2 separate regions of the Homo sapiens genome follow, and region 2 is linked to region 1. Evidence: read pairs that join two places in POLR2A ChIA-PET (ENCODE). Cell type or tissue: PC-9. All regions are shown on one strand. Links, peaks and the distances in the headings refer to the core of each region. The heading gives the core; the rest is flanking DNA. Region 1 overlaps SLC25A17 (solute carrier family 25 member 17). Region 2 overlaps RANGAP1 (Ran GTPase activating protein 1).

Region 1 (11,253 bases), core at 4,663-8,662:
AAAAAAAGGAAAAATTTTTCTTATTTTCACTTATTTGATTGAAATATTTCACTCAGTTGAAAAATACAGGATTAATGAAATCTATGGTACTAATTGGATAAATTTATTAATGTATGCTATAAGATACTACTCCAACATAATATCCTCCCCAGGTAAAAATGAAGATTTTAAAAAACAGCAACAGTACTTTTGTTTTTTTTCCCTCTTTCCTCAGTTTGGGCGTCATAGACTAAACCCAGAAAACAGAACATTGGGAAGTCTTCGGAATATTCTCTATCTTCTTCACCAACGAGTAAGGTGAGCTTTGTAGATGCCTCACATTCCGTGCTCTCCTTCAGCAGCCATCTCTGCCAGGGAGGGGTTGCATTTCCCTCTCTCACACTACTGCCTTGGTGGTGGCAACCTCCAAAACCTTTCCCTTGCTTGCTGTGCTTAGACATTTCCCATTTTAGGAGCCTAGTACAGTATGACAGCATTTTGGGAAATTATGGAAAAGTTCAGGTTCTTATTCTTTGTTAGTTACAAATATTCAGAACTCCTTCAGAAAGAGAACCCTTCTATACTTCAGTCACCCTGAGTGTGCTTTCATCAGTGGCATATCCTATGATGCCTCTTAGCAATATAACATCTGCCTATAGAATAGGAGTACTGGAGAAGGGAGGGGGCAGTGGAAAAAGTGATAATAGTGATGATGATGATGATAATGATGATGGTGGTGTTGGTAAGAGTAGCTAACATTTTCAGTGGTTTGCCATGTGGCAGACACTGACCTAGAGGCTACACATAGGTAATCTCAATCCTTTTTTTTTTTTTTTTTTTTTTTGGAGACAGAGTCTCGCTCTGTTGCCCGGGCTGGAGTGCAGTGGCGCTATCTCCGCTCACGGCAAGCTCCGCCTCCTGGGTTCACACCATTCTCCTGCCTCAGCCTCCCAAGTAGCTGGGACTACAGGCGCCTGCCACCACGCCTGGCTCATTTTTTGTATTTTTTAGTAGAGATGGGGTTTCACTGTGTTTGCCAGGATGGTCTTGATCTCCTGACCTCGTGATCTGCCCTTCTCAGCCTCCCAAAGTGCTGGGATTACAGGTGTGAGCCACCGCGCCCAGCCTTGTCAATCCTAACAGTAGCTCTGTGAGTTAAGAACTATTGTCATTTCCTGTTTCATTTAAAGAAACTGACACTTAGTGAAGTCAGATAAGTCAGGGACCTCCTTTGAAGCAAAAGCTCTTATAACTTTATTACTGTTCCTAGATACAAGATACTTTGAAAATAAATTTATTATTAAAATAAAATATGCAGCCAGGCAAAGTGGCTCATGCCTGTAATCCCAACACTTTGGAAGGCTGAGACAGGAGGATAGCTTGAGGCCAGGAGTTCAAGACCAGCCTGGGCAAAGTAGTGAGACCCTGTCTCTACAAAAAATATTTACAAAATTAGCCAAGCATGTGGCACAAACCTGTAATCACAGCTACACACGAGGCTGAAGCAGGAGATTCACTTGAGCCCGGCAGATTGAGGCTGTACTGAGCTATGATGGCACCACTGTACTCCAGCCTGGGCTAAAGAGGCAAGACCTTGTATAAAAAAAATAAAAAAAAAAAAAGAACATTCAAGGGACTAAAAGACAAAATTAGGCTGGGCGTGGTGGCTCACACCTATAATCCCAGCACTTTAGGAGGCCAAGGCAGGCAGATCGCTTTAGCTCAGGAGTTTGATACTGGCCTGGGCAACATAGTGAGACCCCGTCTCTACACAAATAAAAAATTAGCTAGGCATCCTGGTGCCTGCCTGTAGTCCCAGCTACCCAGGAGGCTGAGGTGGAAGGATTGCTTGAACCCAGGAGGTCGAGGCTGCAGTGAGCTGTGATTGTGCCACTGCACTCTAGCCTGAGCAACAGAGTGAGACCTTCTATCAAAAAATAAAATAAAATAAAAGACAAAGAATATGTATAAAGTAAAAAATAAATACTCACTATATCAAGTATTGGGAGGGATGTTGGAGCAACCAGAACTTACTTTCTTATGCTGCTGGTGGGAATATAGAATGGTACAGCTGCTTTGGAAGGCAATTTGGCATTTTCTTTAAAAATTTTTATATACCACACCTATTATAGGACCCAGCCATCCACTTCAGGGTATTTACCCAAGAGAAATGAAGGCATATGTCTACACAAAAGCTTGTATACAAATGTTAATAATGGCTTTGTTTTTTTTTTTTTAATTTTTTAATTTTTGATTTTTGTGGGTACATAGTAGGTATATATTTTTGAGGTATGTGAGATGTTTTGATACAGGCATGCAAAGCATAATAATCACATCATGGAAAATGGGGTATCTATCCTCTCAAACATTTATTCTTTTTGTTACAAACAGTCCTATTATACTCTTTTAGTTATTTTTAAATGTACAATTAAATTATTATTGACTATAGTCACCTGTTGTGCTAGCAAATACTAGGTCTTATTCAAACTATCTATTTTTGTACCTATTAACCATCCCCACCTTCCCCCCGCCACTACTCTTCCCAGTAGTCTCTGGTAACCATCCTTCTACCTTTATCTCCATGAGTTCAATTGTTTTGATTTTTAGGTCCCTCAAATAAGTGAGAACATGCGATATTTGTCTTTCTGTGCCTGGTTTGTTTCACTTAGCAGAATGACCTCCAGTTCCATCCATGTTGTTACAAACAACAAACTCTCATTCTTTTTGATGGCTGAATAGTACTGCATTTTGTATAAGTACCACATTTTCTTTATCCATTTATCTGTTGATGGACATGTAGCTTGCTTCCAAATTTAAGACATTATTTGTAAGAACCAAAAACTAGGGCCTGGCACGGTGGCTCACACCTGTAATCCCAGCACTTTGGGAGGCTGAGGCGGGCAGATCACGAGGTCAGGGGATCGAGACCATCCTGGCTAACATGGTGAAACCCCATCTCCACTAAAAATACAAAAAAAAATTAGCCTGGTGTCGTGGCGGGTGCCTCTAGTCCCAGCTGCTAGGGAGGCTGAGGCAGGAGAATGGCATGAACTCGGGAGGCGGAGCTTGCAGTGAGCCGAGATCGCGCCACTGCACTCCAGCCTGGGCGACAGAGCGAGACTCCGTCTCAAAAAAAGGAAAGTACTTTGACAACAGAAGTCTGTGTTGAAATCTAAAACCTCTATTGCTTGTTCTTATCAAAGTAGCTATCTAGGTAGCATGTTCTCTGATGCAGGAGCTGACTTCTGTTTTTTCAAACCTCTTTCCCTTTAGACGTTTTGGAATAATGGGACTCTACAAAGGCCTTGAAGCCAAACTGCTGCAGACAGTCCTCACTGCTGCTCTCATGTTCCTTGTTTATGAGAAACTGACAGCTGCCACCTTCACAGTTATGGGGCTGAAGCGTGCACACCAACACTGAGACGCCTTCCCATGAAAAATTCCGAAGATGCTCAAGAGGGAGGTTTCCTCCTGAGTGAAGAGAAGTGATTCTCCCTTGACTCTGGCTCCTGCCACCACAAATGTTACCCTCATTGGCTTGAAAAGCATCCAAGGGTGCACAGGGAGTATGGCCAACTGGACCTGTTGTCACCTTAATTGTCATGCTGGCTGGTTGGATTTTGGGGTGGCAGTTGGACTAATGTGAAAAAAACATTGCTGAAAACCTAAAAATGAAAGTTTGTGAGTGTTTATTGGTTTTCTTAAGAGAAATGGACTATTTTGCTCTCATGTGTAATGTTTTCTATTTAAATCTTTCTTAAATATACCAGCTGTTCTCTTTCCCTGAACTCTCCCCCAGGTTCTAGGACAAATTTAATAACATGTAATTCTCCTCAAATACTTTTGTATGTCTCAGTGTTGGTGTTTTCCTCCCTAAAACTAACATTAGGGCTGTGCCACGGGCATGACTTTATTTTTGTTGGGCTTTTTTTTCCCTGCTTAAGGAGAGGTGTCTTTTTTGGATATGAGCTATTTATTTTGTGAAATGAAAATTGTTCACCCAAATGATTCTCTTATAAACTATTTGTAAATGTCACTTATTCATTAGTGTTTGACATAATTTTTAGAATATTTATTTTGAATCAATCCTTTCATTACGAAAGACTTGAAGTTTTGTGTCCATTCTTACAAGCCCTGGTCAGTCAAGTCCCAATAAATGGTCAGCACAAAAAAGATATTCTTGAAAATTGCTCTTTATTAAGGTATTACGTTGAGTTTGCAACCAGATGGGAAAAATCACAAAAATGAGAAGGGGAGCAGATATCTTGTTGAGGTCTGGATATTATCTCCCTTTATAAACTTGGTGTAGGCCGTATATTTTGAAAATAAACATCTGGTTGAGGTTATTTCATTTGGAAACCTTCCTTAGAGTCCTGTTGCTCAGTGTGGTCCATCAGACGGTAGTACTGCCACAAGCTGAGAGCTTGCTGGGCACGCAACCCAGAGTTTCTGAATCCTGTTCCGTATTTTAACATTCCCAGGTGATTCACAGCCACATTAAAGTTCAGGAGACCATAGGACCCCTGACCCATGAGAAGAAGTGATTGGTTTCGATTATAGACATCAAGATAAAGATTTTTCTCAAAGGAAAGAGATTAATGTATTAAAACAACCTCTGAAAAATCTAGGAGTCGTATGTCATCTTTTGCTTTCACCTCACAGCACGTTGTTAAGGTGGTAAGGCTTTTATTATGCGGCCAGGAGTGGATTTAGATATCTCGACCCACTCAGGAAGCAAATTCACTTGACATTAGCAGAGCGGTTCTTTGGATTTCTATGACTTCCTTTTTGTCCCTATGACAAAATGGCGGGTTTTTCATTTGTAAGTCCATGATTTAGTCAGAGAGAGTAATAATGAAATACTTCATTATTAAGGATTTAGTTCAATTTTGAGAGTGGAAATTTCCTTCTCTTATTTCCTCTCTTTAGTCCCTGTGGTAATTTCAAAGTATATGATTGTTAAAGATCATTGCATTGTTCTAGCAAACAAAAATTAGCAGGAGCTAATAATCTGGGAAGAAGACTGAACATTCATCCCCTATTTAAGTCAGAGAATTGAAGACAGAATTGTTTTTTCTATTTTTTAATTTTACTTTAAGGTTTTTGTGTGCCTGTGGCAGACCTTGAGTGGGAAGTACAAAATTATTTTGATTTCTGTATAGGAGAAAAATGATCATAAAGGTGTCATGTGTATTTTCATTATTGTTTTAATTATGCCGTTCCCTTTGGAACTTGAATTTTGAGCTCAGAATATTGTGAGTTGGTCTGTTAGGATAATTTCCAGTTCGAATTATATAGCTGTATTAGGTATTTATGATGTGAGAATGTATTTGATGCTTCTCTTTTTCTGATTTTATGAGGAAACAATTTAACATTGAGGGTTATGTTCCTTATGGAAATTTACAAACTCACTAGTTGAAACTAGTTAGTAACCCACCTAGTTTTATAACCATTGGTTAATAATAAGTTGTTTGAGGAAACTAAAGAGCTGAAGTCTGTACTAGGGAAATGGGAATTTTTTATTTTTGATACTTTGTGCAATTTCTCTAGAATATGAGGATTAAGAACCTTAGGGATTGTATTAGTGTCACAGCAGTAGAAAATGTAATTTCTGTAAGTATTTAATATGTGTTTTGAAGTGGGCACTGTAATATTTCTACCCTTGTCTGTTGTACAGTTAAGTATGAAATGCAGAAATAGATCTAGCATAAGAACATATTCAATGGGAGTTAGAAATCTTGGGTTTTATTCCCAGCTCTGTTGCTGACTAGCATTTTACGCCATCTCTTTGTAATTTGCTGTTTGATAAGTGGAGATAATACTACCCACTTCAGAGGATGTTTGAGAGCTAATGATGTCAGCCAAATCCCTTTATGACTGTGGAATAGGGAAGATCTGAGTGAAACTTTAGACAGTACCTAGATGTATATAGCAATTTCCCTTTTGAAAGCTTATATACTTTCTCATTTTATAATCCTAATATTTCTGTGAAATAGGTAAGGACAAGTAACAATATCCCCATTTAATTGACAAGGAAATTGAGAGAAAACTCTCAAATGACTTGCCGCTTTGGAAGCAGGACTAGAGTTTTAGTTTCCTGCAATCTACTGTAATGATTAAGAGAATGGGTTCTGGAATTAGACCTAGGTGCAAACTTGCCCTACTCCTTACCAGCTGTGGTAACAAAGCAATTACTGAACTTTTATGAAACTTGATTTCCTCAATTATGAAATGGAGGTTTTTTTTTTTGAGATGGAGTTTCGCCCTTGTTGCCCAGGCTAGAGTGCAATGGCACAATCTCGGCTCACCGCAACCTCCGCCTCCCGGGTTCAAGCAATTCTCCTGCCTCAGTCTCCCGAGTAGCTGGGATTACAGGATGCGCCACCATGCCCAGCTAATTTTGTATTTTTAGTAGAGACAGGGTTTCCCTATGTTGGTCAAGCTGGTCTCAAACTCCCAACCTCAGGTGATCCGCCCACCTTGGCCTCCCAAAGTGCTGGGATTATAGGCGTGAGCCACCACGCCTGGCGAAACGGAGATCTTGATAAACCTACCTCATAGGGGGATTGTGAGGATTAAATGAGATCATACACGTAAGTCGCTTAGCCCGGTACTTGCCACATGAGAAGAGCTAGATAAATGTTAGCAACAACTATTATGATATCATTGTTACTGGTTAGGGATATGGCTATTTGAATAGATGTATCTGTGATTTAGTGGAAGGCACTCTGGATTTTGAGCCAGACCTGGTCCCAGTTTTCATTCTGTCACTTTATTAGCATTTGTGGCTACAGACAGATCACTTGACCTTTTTGAGCTTCCAGGTCTTCATCTGTCAAGTAGAAATGATGACCTCTCAATCTTCCCGTTTGTTTTAATTGTGAACGTTTCTTTTTTGGGAGCCTTCCTTTGTTGTATCTTCTCAAAAAAGGAGCCAAATCCAGTAATTTTATATTTTATTTAGTAGTCAAGTTTCCCAAACACTTATCAGTTAATCAGTAAAACATGAACTGGTTTAATGGCAACATCACTGATTGAGCTAGTGACTCACCTTGGCTCTTTTGAAAAGCTAAAGAATGGTGACTTGAGGAGCCAAATGCCACACACCTAAGGAGAGCCCTTCTCTGGGCAAGTGAATTAATTACTTGCCTGGCAGTGTGGAATGTCACCAGAATACCCAACATACACAAAGCCTCATTTGTAGGATATTCATGAGAATAGCACTAAAAGTGGCTGATTGAGGCCAGGCACCAGGGCTCACGCCTGTAATCCCAACACTTTGGGAGGCGAAGGCAGGAGGATCACTTGAGTCCAGGACTTCGAGACCAGCCTGGGCAACATAGTAAGACCCCGTCTCAATTACTTAAAAAAAAAAAAAAATCAGCTGGGCACCACGGCTCATGCCTGTTGTCCTAGCTTCTTGGGAGGCTGAGGTAAGAGGATCGCTTGAGCCCAGGAGGCGGAGGTTGCAGTGAACCATGGTCGCACCACAGCACTCCAGCCTGGGTGACAGAGCAAGAACCTATACCCCGCACCCCCCACCCACCACAAAAAAGTGGCTGATTGAGACCCTGATTGTTTTGTTTTGTTTTGCCTTCATAGGAGCAGTGGGAGGGCTTTTATTACTATATAAATTGAAGGTTAGTGCTGATCTTTCTGGGATATACTTGTTGCCCCTGAAAAGTGTATTCAGTGGGCTTAATGAGCAAGAAAAAAAGTTTTCTAGGGGCTAAGTGGAGAAGAAGGAAAGCTACTATTTAAAGACAGAGTGAAAAAGAAATTAGGAGTTGGTATGAGAGTCAAGGAAAGGGAGAGACCAGTGCCTACCACAACACTCAAAAGAGATGTTCAAAAAATGTGTGGCAAGTACATACTGGACAGTGAACTGTGGGACCCAGCAAATGGATTCAGTCTGTAATGACATTGAAAAGGAAGGAGAACTCTGTTTGAAACTAGTTACAGAGCATGAGAGTGGGTACTGAAACTTCTATACAAGAAATTGAATGCCCACTAAATGCTAGTCACAATTAATTTACATACATCTTTTGTTTTTTTCTTTGAGACAGAGTCTCGCTCTGTCACACAGGCTGGAGTGCAGTGGTGCGATCTCGGCTCACTGCAAGCTCCGCCTCCCGGGTTCAAGCCATTCTCCTGCCTCAGCCTTCTGAGTAGCTGGGACTACAGGTGCCCACCACCACGCCCGGCTAATTTATTTCTATTTTTAGTAGAGATGGGGCTTCACCATGTTAGCCAGTCTCGAACTCCTGGTCTCGAACATCATGGTCTCGAACTCCTGACTTCATGATTCGCCCGCCTCGGCCTCCCAAAGTGCTGGGATTACAGGCTTGAGCCACCGCGCCCGGCCTATGTACATCTTGATATCCTTGTAACAACTCCAGCGTATGGGGTTTATTCCCATTAACAGGTGAAGTAGTTGAAGCTTAAAGGGTAATTTATCTATAGTCACACACCTCATGAATAGGGGTAGGGATTCCTAGTTGAGGCTCTTTTTACCCTGCCATACTACATTCTTCAGATGTCCTTAAAAGTAAGCCATCTAGGCCGGGTGCAGTGGCTCACGCCTGTAATCCCAGCACTTTGGAAGGCCAAGGTGGGTAGATCACCTGAGGTCAGGAGTTCAAGACCAGCCCAACCAACATGGTGAAACCCTGTCTCTACTAAAAATAGAAAAATTAGCGGTGTGGTGGCAGGCGCCTGTAATCCCAGCTACTTGGGAGGCTGAGGCGGGAGGATAGCTTGAACCAAGGAGGCAGAGGCTGCAGTGAGCCGAGATCATGCCACTGCACTCCAGCATGGGTGACAGCAAGACTCCATCCCCCGCAAAAAAAAAGTAACCTTCATTTATTTCTTTAATTAGAAATGTATTTATTTATTTATCTTCATTTATTCTTTAATTGGAGTCACCAAAATGATCTACCCTAAGGGCACTATTGATGTAATTGTGTCACGTGCACCTCATTCTTGTTTTGCTGTGGTTTCTATAGAACCCATTGGCAAATTGGATGGCCAATCCAGCAGGTGGTTCCCTGTGTGGGTGTCATATGGAGGACCTTCTTAAATTGCAAATTCCTATTCTAAGAATAAGGTTATATTCATTTAAGAAATCATTTTTGATTATCTGCCATATCCAAACACTATGCAGATTGCTGGGATTATACAGATGAATAATAGTCTCTGCCCTCATGTATGTCATTGTTCAGCGTGGGAGTCAGACAAAAACAACTTAAAATTGTACCGCTGATGAGTTCTGATGAGAAATGTGCTGTAAATGTTCAGGAGTTGCTTTGAGAGCATGAGGAAGTGGGACCTAACTCTGTATTGAACTGTGGGGCCAGGCGGTGACATTTGAACTAGAAATACACCAAGCAGTGGGTGGAGGACCTCGACAGGAAATAAATAGCATATGCAAAGTAGGAAGAGGATGATACTTTATTATTTGTGCATTGGTTTGAATTAGATCCAGAAGCTTTCCAACCTGGACCTCTGGGTTGAACAAATATTGAAGCGGAGGAGAAGAAACAGCATCAGGTCACAGAGGGCCTTCAACAAGGGAGGAGGGGTGATTAGGACCCCCATTCTACTTAGCAGTTATGTCTACATGTAGACTTGGGAAAGAAGATAAGGTGCTTGTACTCTAAGAATTTAAAATGTAGGCCGGGTGTCATGGCTCATGCCTGTAACCCTAGCACGTTGGGATGCCAAGGCTGGTGGATCACGTGAGCCCAGGAGTTTGAGACCAGCCTGGCCAACATGGCAAAACTCTGCCTCTACAAAAAATACAAAAATTAGCCAGCCATGGTAGTGCACGCCTATAGTCCCAGCTACTTGCGAGGCTGAGGTGGGAGGAACATCTGAACCCAGGAGGCAGAGGTTGCAATGAGCCATGGTCGCACCACCGCACTCCAGCCTGGGCGACAGAACGAGACCCTGTCTCAAAAAAAAAGAAAACAAAAACAAAAAAACCGGCATGGTGGCTCACGCCTGTAATCCCAGCAATTTTGGAGGCCAAGGCTGGGGGATCACTTTAGGCCAGGAGTTTGAGACCAGCCTGGCCAACATGGAGAAACCCCATTTCTACTAAAAATACAAAAACTAGGCAGATTTGGTGGCAGGCACCTGTAATCCCAGCTACTCGGAAGGCTGAGGCAGGAGAATCACTGGAACCCAGGAGGCAGAGGCTGCAGTGAGATCATGCCACTGCACTCCAGCCTGGGTGACAGAGTGAGACTGTCTCAAAAAAAAACAAATTAAATCTAATTTTATTTCATTTATTTTTGTAGAGATAGGGTCTTACTATGTTGCCCAGGCTGGTCTCAAACTCCTGGACTGAAGCAATCCTCCCACTTTGGCCTCCCAAAGTGCTGGGAGTACAGACATGAGCCACCATGCCTGGCTAATTTTAAATGTACTTTAAAAATTAGACATAGGGCTAGGCGACAGAGTGAGACCCTGCCTCAAAAAAAAAAAAAAAATAATAATAATAATGAGACATAGCATTAATTGTTTCATTTTACCTTTATGAAGACTGACCAGGAAGAACAGTTTAGGCTTACTGTGAATTCTTGTTATTATCAAGGTCTGGACTTGGATTTATCTTGATTAATACAGAGATGTTTACTTGGAAACTAGTACAGAGACTAGATGAGGTTTTTTTTTCCCCTCCTAATTTTCATGTGTGTGTGTGTGGTAAAATACACATGGCATACCATCTTAATCTTTTTTTTTTTTTTTTTTGAGCCAGAGTTTCACTCTTGTTGCCCAGGCTGGAGTACAATGGCACGATCTCGGCTCACCGCAACCTCTGCCTCCTAGGTTCAAGCGATTCTCCTACCTCAGCCTCCCCAGTAGCTGGGATTACAAGCATGCGCCACCACACCCGGCTAATTTTGTATTTTTAGTGGAGACGAGGTTTCTCCATGTTGGTCAGGCTGGTCTTGAACTCCCATCCTCAGGTGACCCGCCCACCTCGGCCTCCCAAAGTGATGGGATTACGGGCGTGAGCCACCGCGCCCCGCCCCATCTTAACCATTTTTAAGTGTAGAGTTCAGAAGCATTTAATATATTTGTAATATTGTTCAACCAACAGCACCATTCATCCTAGAACGCTTCATCTTGTAAAACTGAAACTCTAAACCCATTAAACACTAATTCCCCACTCCCCACCTTCCCCTGTCCTCTGGCAGCCACCATTCTCGTTTCTGTCTCTATGATTTTGACTACCGTAAGTACCTCATCTAAGTGGAATCACACAGT
Region 2 (11,253 bases), core at 4,222-8,221, 500 kb before region 1:
TGGGTCACGCCTGTAATCCTAGCACTTTGGGAGGCCAAGGCGGGCAGATCACAAGGTCAAGAGATCAAGACCATCCTGGCCAACATGGTGAAATCCCATCTCAAAATACAAAAATTTGCTGGGTGTGGTGGCGTGTGCCTGTAGTCCCAGCTACTCAGGAGGCTGAGGCAGGAGAATCACTTGAAACCAGGAGGCAGAGGTTGCAGTGAGCCAAGATCACGCCACTGCCCTCCAGCCTAGCAACAGAGCGAGACTCCATCTCAAAAAAAAGAAAAAAAAATAGCAGAGATGTGGCCAAGCCACACATCACACTCCTGAGATCAGTGTTCTCTCTGTGGTGCCAGTTTCTGCAGGAGGAGGAATATGGGACTGGGGGCCATGAGAGGATTCACGCCGGAAGGGCCTGCAAACTAGTTTACAAAGTGGCACTACATATTTGTTTCCTTAGGAAGGTCATGGTCAAGTTAACCACCAAGACAGTGATTGTTTCTGCTCTCCTGCCTGGGGCCTGTACTTTCCCTGAGCATAAGCTGGGATGTTTTCCAACCAAAGAACTCAGAACTCAGCCCTCCCCGAGACCTGTGAAGAACAGGAATGAAGGAGCCATGGGCCTGAAGGCTACAGGACTCAGCAGGAGCTGAGCTTGCTTTCGGCACATGGGATCAAGCCCTAACAGCACCACCTTGTTTGCCGTACGTGGCCTTGCCCTGCGTGCAGCTCTGAGGCTGGGCTCTTATATGAAATAGGAGATAGAGCCCTTCCTTCTTCCTCAGAGGTTGTCCTGGGAGAGCCTGGCCGGTAGGAGTGCTGCATGCACCTTCCCGCCTGCTACAGATGCAGTGGCTCGAGTGAATCACTGCACACCACCTCCTAGGCCCTCCTCTGTGCAGGAAGCAGCCCAGGGCAGGGGCAGGGTGGGATCTGCCCTTGATGGCCCAGTGTTCCGGGCGTAGTGCTGATGCCAGAGGGGTTCTCTCTGCTGCTGCAGCAGTGTGCAAGTGAGGAGTGAGGTCTTGACGGGCGAGAGAAGTGTAGCCCAGAGTCACACAACTAGGAGTAGGCTGAGGTGGAGTCCAGGTGTCAGCCCAAGCTCTTTTTTTTTTTTTTTTGAGACGGAGTCTCGCTCTGTCCCCAGGCTGGAGTGCAGTGGCGTGATCTCAGCTCACTGCAAGCTCCGCCTCCCGGGTTCATGCCATTCTCCTGCCTCAGCCTCCCAAGTGGCTGGGACTACGGGTGCCTGCCACCATGCCGGCTAATTTTTTGTATTTTTAGTAGAGACGGGTTTCACCATGTTAGCCAGGATGGTCTCAATCTCCTGACCTTGTGATCCGCCCGCCTCGGCCTCCCAAAGTGCTGGGATTACAGGCGTGAGCCTCTGCACCCGGCGTTTTTGTTTTTTTTTTTTGTTTTTTTTTAGAGACAGTTTCACGCCATTGCCCAGGCTGTAGTGCAGTGGCATGATCATAGCTTGCTGCAGCCTTGCACTCCCAGGCTCAAGTGATCCTTCCATCTCAGCCCCCCAGGTAGCTGGGACCATGTGTGTGCCACAATGCCCAGCTAATTTTTTTTTTTTTTTTAATGATGGGGTCTTGCTTTGTTGCCCAGTCTGATCTTGATCTCCTAGGCTCAAGCAGTCTTCCCACTTTGGCCTTCCAAAGTGCTGGAATTATCGGCGTGAGCCAATGTGCCCAACCCAAGCAAGCTCTTAACTGCTTTGCTGTTCTCGTGGGAGATCATTAGGACCTAAAACCTCATTTCAGAGATAGGATACCAGAGGCTGGAGAGGGGGAGTGATGGCTGGAGTCAGCTAAATCAGGATTGGAAGCCAGGCGGTGTGCCCTAGAGTCCTATGCTGACTGTTCAGCTCATTAGAGTTAGGTTTGGGGAGCTTTGTTCCGAATGACCTGCCGGTATCTGTTGTGAGGGACTGTGGCGCTCCGGCTCCGGCTGCCTGTTCCTGGCCCTGTGGACCCACGTGCAGGTGGAACTACTAAGCAGATCTGGTGTAGAGCAGACAGCTGAGGCCCCAGGTGTGTTCATGGTCTGCTTTATTGGTGGATATGCGGATTTTTCTGCAAAAACCAGCTTCCTTAGTATGTACGGTGGGAGCAGATCACGTGATCCCAGGAGTTTGAGACAAGCCTGGACAACATAGGGAGATTCCCAACTCTACAAAAGATACAAAAATTAGCTGGGTGTGTTGGTACACACATGTAGTCCCAGCTACTTGGGAGGTTGAGGTGGGAGGATGGCTTGAGCCTGGGAGGTCGAGGCTGCAGTGAGCCGTGTTTGCATGGCTACGCCCCGGCCTGGGCGACAGAGTGAGACCCTGTCTCAAAATAAAAAATAAGGGAGGGCTGGGCATGGTGGCTCTCATGCCTATAATCCCAGCACTTTGGGAGGCTGAGGCAGGTGGATCACCTGAGGTCAGGAGTTCAAGACCAGCCTGGCCAACATGGTGAAACCCCATCTCTACTTAAAAAATATATAAAAATTAGCTGGGCGCGGTGGCGGGTGCCTGTAATCCCATCTACTCTGGAGACTGAGACAGGAGAATCACTTGAACTTGGGAGGTGGAGGTTGCAGGGAGCCCACATCAGGCCATTGCACTCTAGCCTGGGCGATGAGTGAAACTCCGTCTTAAAAAATAAATAAATAGATAAAATAGGCCGGGCACGGTGGCTCACGCCTGTAATCCCAGCACTTTTGGAGGCTGAGGTGGGTGGATCACCTGAGGTCGAGAGTTCAAGACCAGCTTGGCCAATATGGCGAAACCCCATCTCCACTAAAAATACAAAAAATTAGCTGGGCGTGGTAGCGGGCACCTGTAATCCCAGCTACTTGGGAGACTGAGGCAGGAGACTCACTTGAACCTGGGAGGCGGAGATTGCAGTGAGCCGAGATTGCTCCACTGCACTCCAGCCTGGGTGCGACAGGGTGAGACTCTGTCTCAAAAATAAATAAATTAAATAAGGGTAATTGAGGTATCCATCACCTTAAATATTTATCTTTATGCTAGGAACATTCAAATTTTTCTCTTCCAGCTTTTTTTTTTTTTTTTTGAGAGAGTCTTTCTGTGTCGCCCAGGCTGCTGTGTAGTGGCGCAATTTCAGCTCAGCACAACCTCTGCCTCCCGGTTTTCAGCGATTCTCTTGCTGAAATGAGTGGCCTCTAGAGTGGCTGGGACTACAGGCGTGCACCACCATGCCCGGCTAATTTTTATACTTTTAGTAGAGATGGGGTTTTGACATGTTGGCCAGGCTACTCTCAAACTCCTGACCTCAGGTGATCTGCCTGTCTCCGCCTCCCAAGGTGCTGGGATTACAGGTGTGAGCCACCATGCCCGGCATCTTCTAGGTATTTTGAAATATATAATAGATTAATGTAAACAATAGTTACCCTGTTGACCTATTGAACACTAGGTCTTATTTCTTCCAACTTTATACTTGTCTCCATTAATTAACCTTTCTTCAGCCTCCCCTCCCTCTAACCTTCCAGGCCTCTGGTAACTACCAATCTACTATCTTTATGAATTGCCTAATACTTTCTTTGAATCATACCAGGAGTGGTGTCACATGCCTGTAATAGCAGGTACTGTGGAGGCTAAGGTGGGAGGATCACTTGAGGCCAGGAGGTCAAGGTTACAGTGAGCTATGATTCTGCCACTGCACTCCAGCCTAGGCGACAGAGTGAGAACCTATCTCTTAAAAAAAACGAAGAAAACAGCAAACTTTCATGTAATTTCAAAGCACTTCTATGAATGGAAAGCTGACATTCCTTACAATAAAGGAAATAAAATAGTGTTACTGAATTATTATTTGATGCTGTTGCTGTTTAATGGCTCTGAGCCTGAGGCTTGCTCTCCCTTTGTTAAAAAGTCCCCGTCACTATGCTAATTTTTGTATTTTTTGTAGAGAAGGGGTTTTACCATGTTGGCCAGACTGGTCTGGAACTCCTGACCTCAAGTGATCTGCCCGCCTCGGCCTCCCAAAGTGCTGGGATTACAGGCGTGAGCCACTGGCCCTCAACGTAGAATTCTGTGTTGTTTATGTTCATGTTTCTCTGTCATCCATAACCACGTCACACGTCCACCTAGAGGGTTGTACAAGTCAGGGATTTTCCTGACACTTGTGAGCCCCCAATAACTCTTGGAGGCCTCTTGATTTGAGGACTGGCCTCCAGGTCCCACCAACTACAGCCAGAATGGGTCCAGCTTTTTACAAACAAAGCTCAAGTTAAGTCTTGGGGGCCAGGTGCGGTGGCTCATGCCTGTAATCCCAGCACTTTGGGAGACCAAGGTGGGCAGATCACCTGAGGTCGGGAGTTCAAGTCCAGCCTGACCAAAATGGAGAAACCCTGTCTCTACTAAAAATACAAAATTTGCCAGGCATAGTGGTGGACGTCTGTAATCCCAGCTACTCCGGAGGCTTAGGCAGGAGAATTGCTTGAACCCGGGAGGTGGAGATTGTGATCAGCTGAGATCGCGCCACTGCACTCCAGCCTGGGCAACAAGAGCGAAACTCCGTCTCAAAAAAAAGAAAAAAGTCTTGTGATGCTCTGGTAGTTCAAATCCACCAGGATGAGGCTTCACTATGGGCCTCCAGGGGTCTCTCTCCCGCTAACTCTTCTCTTCTTTCCGTTGCAGCGCTGCCACTGGAGTGACATGTTCACGGGAAGGCTGCGGACCGAGATCCCACCAGCCCTGGTAAGCGAACTAGCCGCTCTTCCCCTCCACGCGCAAGGCCCTCTTTGGCAATTCCCAGGGCTTTTCTCATGCTTTATTCTTTCTGGAGCCTAAGATTAGCCCTGTGGGTGACTGAGCTGCTGGAATGGAAGCCCGGCAAGTCCAGCACGTGCCCTGTGTCCTGACAGGAGGGGAGGGTGGGAGCACAGAGACTGACAGGGGAGGAACCCTAAGGGTGGGGACTTCAGGGAGGTGGGAGAGCTGAGACCATGCACTCCTGGGTCCTCCTGAGCTGCTTGGCTTGGTTGACTGTGGATTTCACCCCAATATGATTGCCCCGCCTTTCCTGGCAACCCCTTCCTGCACCTCGCAGTCCTGCTCCTTCATGACTTCTCTGCACACAGCCCATGTAGCCGTCCCCATCTTTCTCTGGCTCCTCCCTTTCTCCGTACCACTGTCTGCTTTGGTTTGTGCCCGTCATGGGTGGCTTCCCATTTCTTCATTCCCAGGGCTCAGACTGGCTTGGGTCGAGTTCCCAGTCTCTGAGTGCATATGTGTGGAAGGAAATAGAAAGAGGCAACACAGAACACAGAAAGGCATGCCTGGCCAAGGGAAGAGGGCAGGGCTGGTGGTCGGCAGCCTCTCAGTGTGTCCTCCTGGCACGGGGCTGCACACGGCAGGCCCTGAGGGTGCAGGTTTCTGGTCAGTGATGAGTGTGCACATTGATGTTACTGAGCCCCTCACCCTGGTTGCGCCCAACCTCCTTTTATTTTTTTTTAAAGACAGGGTCTTGCTCTGTTGCCCAGGCTGGTCTTGAACTCCTGGGCTCAAACAGTCCTCCCGCATCAGCCTCCCAAGTAGCTGGGATTACAGGTGCGTGCCACTGCACCTGGCTTGTGAGGCTAGGATTTGGAATGTAGGTTAAGAAAATTCATTTCTGGCCAGGCGTGGTGGCTCACGCCTATAATCCCAGCACTTTGGGAGGCCGAGGCGGGCAGATCGCTTGAGGTCAGGAGTTCAAGTCCAGCCTGGCCAACATGGCAAAACCCCGTCTTACTAAAAATACAAAAATTAGCTGGCATGGTGGCACCTGCCTGTAGTCCCAGCTACTTGGGAGGCTGAGGCAGGAGAATTGCGTGAACCCAGGAGGTGGAGGTTGCAGTGAGCCAAGATCATGCCACTGCACTCCAACCTGGGTGACAAAGCAAGACTCCGTCTCAAAAAAAAAAGGAAATTCATTTCAGTGATTGCATGTTAAAGAATTTCAAGTTAGGCCAGGCGCAGTGGCTCACGCCTGTAATCCCAGCATTTTGGGAGGCCAAGGTGGGGGGCGGTGCACGTGGATCACCTGAGGTCAGGAGTTGGAGACCAGCCTGGCCAACATGCTGAAACCCTGTGTCTACAAAAGTACAAAAATTAGCTGGGCGTGATGGCAGGGGCCTTGTAATCCCAGCTACTCAGGATGCTGAGGCGGAAGAATCACTTGAACCTGGGAGGTGAAGGTTGCAGTGAGCTGAGATTGTGCCATTGCATTGCAACCTTGGGTGAGAGAAAGCGAGACTCCATCTCAAAAAAAAAGAATTTCAAGTCAGAAAAGATGGTGAAGAGAACTCTCTTTTGCATACTCACTGTGGAATTCTCACTGTGCAAGTTTTGCCTAAATTTTAGCATTTCATTTCCCTGAGCTTTCAGAAGGTATTCTTTTGGTTTTTGTTTTCTTTTACTTGACTCTGTAGGAATGGGGAAGAGAAAGTATTCTTATCTCTATGTTCCCAATCGTGAGAATAAATCTTAAGAGGGGGATAAGAGAATTTGGGGTTAGAAGATGGCATGTGGTGGAGTAGGCACAGGGTGTTTGAGCAGCTAGAGGTCAGTTGAGGCCAGATCGCCAGGGGCTAGGCTTTTTTTTTTTTTTTGAGGCGGAGTCTCACTCTGTTTCCCAGGCTGGAGTGCAGTGGCACGATCTCGGCTCACTGCAAGCTCCGCCTCCCGGGTTCATGCCATTCTCCTGCCTCAGCCTCCCAAGTAGCTGGGACTACAGGCGCCCGCCACCATGCCCGGCTAATTTTTTGTATTTTTAGTAGAGATGGGGTTTCACTGTGTTAGCCAGGATGGTCTCGATCTCCCGACCTCGTGATCCGCCCACCTTGGCCTCCCAAAGTGCTGGGATTACAGGCGTGAGCCACCGCACCCAGCCACCAGGGGCTAGGCTTTCTGTGGGTAGGGCAACGAGAGGACACATTGCCTTTTGCTTACTGAGTGGTGGGAGGATGGTAGAAACTGCCTCATCTGCCATATCTGTGGCCAGGGTGAGGGCAGAAAGTCTCCCTTCCACATTCCTGCCCCCATGGACCACCTGCTCAGCCCCATTTCTGACCCAGTCTCTGGCAGAGCCTCCTCTCTGACCATTTCTCCTGGTGGGGTGAGGGAATGTAGCTCTCCCCAGCCCAGGAGGTTTCCAGGAGAGCTTCAAATCACCCTGTCAAAGCTGATCCTGGCCGTGGCTTAGAGATGGCCACCTCCATCTGCCAGTCACCACCAGAAACCCTGGAGGCATTTGTGGTTCCTCCCTCCCTCCTCCTGCACGAACAGGGAACCAACAGCTTCTGCATGTCCCCTGCTCCATGAACAGGCAGCTCCTCTCCCACACTTGTCACACCGGCTGGCAGGTCCCCTCTGTTGCCAGTGTCGCTGCCTCACACTCCTGGGTGGGCACTCCAGCCCCCCTTTCTGTGCATCTGCTCACCTCAGGTCTGGGGATATTAATTCCATATCCCTCAGCCACCTCAAAGCCCACTGCTCTCAGGCTGAGGCTCACAGTCCTTGGCCTGGCATTCAAGGCTCTTGCCTGATCTGACCCCTCACTTCCCTTCCACCCAAAGCCCATGCCACGGCTTCTTCTGGAGCCTACCCACAGCTTTCCTCCAGGCTCACAGCCTGCTGCTTCATGCTTATGTCTCTCTGCTCCTGTTTTTTCAGCTGCCTGGAGTCTTTTCATGTTGACTAGCTGATTCTCATCCAGACTAAGTCCAAATGCCACCTCTTACAAGGAGCCTTCCCGGGCCACTCCAGGCATACGCATCCCCCACTCTCCAGCTGTTAGGAGCCCTTTGCAGGGTTTCCAGTCTTAAGAATACTGAAATGGTTTGTGTCTGTGTTGGTTCTGCACCAGCCGGGGTGTCCTTGGAAGGCAGAGCTGGGCCTGGCACAGAAGCAGCACCCAGCACAGAAGCTGGGTGTCTATGAAACTGACACGAGCTTCCTCTGTGCCCAGATCTCACTAGGGGAAGGACTCATCACAGCTGGGGCTCAGCTGGTGGAGCTGGACTTAAGCGACAACGCATTCGGGCCCGACGGTGTGCAAGGCTTCGAGGCCCTGCTCAAGAGCTCAGCCTGCTTCACCCTGCAGGAACTCAAGCTCAACAACTGTGGCATGGGCATTGGCGGCGGCAAGGTGGGTGTGGCAGCCCCCTCCCCGCAGAGTCCCCTGGTCCATCCACATCCGTCTGACATATGTGCCCTGGCCCTTGGCCACCACCATCTGGGATGGTCAGCCGTTGTTTTCAAAAGAGAAAGGCCTCAAAGGCAACAGCCTGTGGCCGGAGGGTAGAGGCGTCCATGAGGGTGGGGTTGCCAAGCAACCATCCCCAGTTCTTGGGTTGGCTTGGCAACGCAGAGGGAGTGCCACTGCATACCTGCTCCAGCCTGCTGGCTCTGCAAAACTCAGGGCTTGGGGCATCCCTATACTCACTGTACCCGCAGAGCAGCTGGTAGAGCCTGGCACATAGGCAGAGGGAGTCTGAAAAGAGGAGCATATGCTCAGGGGGGGCACCGTCACAGCTCACCTTTATTCCTAGACAGGGCCTTGCCCAGGGAGGTGTCCTCAGGCAAGGTCAGTGTAGAGCTTCACGTTGGGCTGGTCAGTGTAGAGTGGAGCTTCTTTGCTTCCCAGAACCTGCATCAAGGGCGGCCTGCCGTATTATTCTCTTCCAACTCCATCCCAGTGCCTTTAGACCCAGGGTTGGAGGACACTGAGTGCCAGGCTGCAACCCCTACACACACTTTCTAACCAAAGGGAGAAAAGGGCTGGGGACACAGAAGTAACAGCAGTTGGGGATATCTTATTTGAATATGCAATACCTTAACTTTTCCCACCCACACTGAAAGGTGGCTGATGCCATCCCAGTTTTTCCACATGACTCAGCATAGGCTTAGAGAGATGGGGTGGAGTGGATCACATAGCTAGTGCTGTGAGGCCCATGGAGCCCCAGGCTGAGGAGCTGGAGTGGCCTCCCCTGCAGAGGGTGCCTGTGTCCCTCGGCCTGACGTGAGGGTGAGCAGGGGCAGGCTCTGTGCCTGCCTTAGCCAGCCCTCCCCCAAGTCCACTTGGGCAATAAGCTATCCCTGTGTTAAGATGTAAAAATGGGCCGGGCACGGTGGTGCAGTGGCTCATGCCTGTAATCCCAGCACTTTGGGAGGCCGAGTCGGGCAGATCACCTGAGGTCAGGCGTTCGAGACCAGCCTGGCCAACATGGTGAAACCCCATCTCTACTAAAAATACAAAAATTAGCTGGGTGTGGTGGCAGGTGCCTGTAGTCCCAGCTATTCGGGAGGCTGAGGCAGGAGAATTGCTCGAACCCGGGAGGTGGAGGTTGCAGTGAGCCGAGATGGCGCCACTGCACTCCAGCCTGGGCAACAAGAGCAAAACTCCGTCTCAAAAAAACAAACAAACAAACAAACAAACAGAAACATATAAAAACGTTTGCGTCAGCACAGAAAGCAGGCGTGGCCCAACCTAGAGTGAGTGGCATACGCTGGGAGAGCCAGAGACTCTATTCTAGCAAAATGCTTCGGTTTTCCTTCCATTACTTCCCTTCTCCTGCCCAGCAGTGCCTGGAAACTGAGGCTCAGGGAGCTTTCCTACTGGCCAGGAGTTGTCTGGCCTGTCCTATACTTGTAATGGGGTGAGTTGGGGAATGAGTTTTGGACCCAGGACCAGAGGGCCTCCTGGGCAGACAGGCCTACCCTGGAGTTTGATTGATGGTTCTCTGTGCCTCCCTGACCACTGATTTGATTAGGTCTCTGGGTCTCGGCCTTGCTGACCTATGCCTCTTGGGAGCTCAGACGCCATGGTCTGGGTGTCTAACCAAGGCCTGCAGGTCCTTTGGAATCTTTTTCTTCTGGGCAGTGTGTTTAGTGTGGTTTCTGTGCCATGCACCATGAGAATAGAAGGGCCCAGAGGAGTTGGTGGGGCAAGAGGCATGGCCCTGTGCTTGAGAACTCTCCATACCCAAGTTGGACTCCTGCAGGAGCTAAGGCCATCACCACGTGGCCTCCAGGGAATCTGGGAGAATGGGGGTGACCTAGCAGTCGGCTGCTGCTGCTGAGTAGCTTCCTCAGAGGCTGGTCTTTGGCAGAAGTTTGATGTCTCTACCCTGAGTGTGTGCGTGATCGTGTGTGCGTGATCCACCATCACCACCGTGGAGTCAGGCAGGTGCTGGCTCTTCTGTTCCTCAAGGATGGCTGTGTGCAGTCTCATGCCAGGAGTTAGGCCAACCCACCCGCCATGTGCGGCTTTGCTAAATACTTACCGGGTGACCTTGGCCAATTCACTCATCTCTCAGAGCCTCAGCTTCCTCATCTGTAAAGTACGGCCAATCCTGCCTGCCTCCCAGGCTGGTGTTGAGGTTGAAACAAGAAAATATGCCAAGGATGCCCAGGCCCTAGCAGGTGCTCTGCAAACATCAGGTGTTCTGCAAATATCACTTCTCTCGGTGCACTCGCTCGTGATTCTTTTATGTCGCATTTACCATGGGCTCTGATTCCCATCGGTCAGTCTCCGTTTTTCAGTGCTTTTCCTAATGGTGTAACCAGGGTAGAAGCTACTTCCTGGCACCACACCAGGGACAGGGCAAGCTGGGTGTTAGGTTTTTACCACCAGCAGGCAAGCTCCTGCTGTGCCTGGCCAGCTTTTAGGCACAGGCAGGTGTCAGACAGGTTCGTCTGGACCGTGGACTTGGCAGCTGGCTCCCTTGGACATTGTGGAACGTGGAAGAGAAGCTGGAAGATTTGGGCTTTGGTCCAGAGTCCACCACTTGTTTATTGACCATAAGAAAGTTTCCGTTCCTCTTACCCTGAGTTTCTTCAGCTGGAAAATGGGAGCCATGATTTTCCCACCTAGCAGAGGGCCTTAGACAGTGAAGTGAGCTGACTAGGAAGTCCTTCCCCTGGACCTGGCTAAAAGTTCATCCACTCCATGTGGTCTCTCCCTTTCCTGAGTAGGGCTTGGTCTCCCCGTCTCGAAAGTGAAGCTAAACCTCTCAGGCTGGTGTGACACAGCATTAGAGATAAAAACCTTGTGTAACTGAAGTGCTGGACATATTTAAGGTGTGACTGTTGAGCTGTTAGCAGTCCTGCGTCCCCTGACCTGCACCGATGGGTGGCGTGGGATGTTGAAGAGCAGTTCAGCAGCAGTGGCCACCCCGCTGGGAGAAGGGGCTCCTGCCCATGACCAGGGCCCCTTGCCTTTCCCCACAGATCCTGGCTGCAGCTCTGACCGAATGTCACCG

The links. Peaks named below come from ENCODE experiments on the same cell type or tissue, not always from the same donor. Only the 100,000 strongest peaks of a DNase experiment are listed, where the experiment ranks them.
Region 2: POLR2A ChIA-PET joins it to region 1 with 7 read pairs; 2 of 35 experiments call an interaction of 5 or more read pairs at or near these places.

What each region holds. Positions count from the first base shown.
Region 1 is chr22:40,762,981-40,774,233 of GRCh38, reverse strand. SLC25A17 (solute carrier family 25 member 17) reads left to right here. Exons shown (of 9, transcript NM_006358.4): 8 at 215-297; 9 at 3,253-4,604. The coding sequence ends at 3,400. Among named protein-coding and RNA genes, the nearest start is that of MIR4766, 45 kb to the left of the region's middle. RefSeq lists a silencer at 9,137-9,236. In PC-9, for the core only: no CTCF peak of the experiment used is centred there; a DNase peak (open chromatin) is centred at 7,053.
Region 2 is chr22:41,261,549-41,272,801 of GRCh38, reverse strand. RANGAP1 (Ran GTPase activating protein 1) reads left to right here. Exons shown (of 16, transcript NM_002883.4): 4 at 4,646-4,705; 5 at 7,959-8,138; 6 at 11,222-11,253. Among named protein-coding and RNA genes, the nearest start is that of MIR6889, 14 kb to the right of the region's middle. RefSeq lists enhancers at 315-815, 7,807-8,682. In PC-9, for the core only: no CTCF peak of the experiment used is centred there; no DNase peak of the experiment used is centred there; H3K27ac peaks cover 269 bases.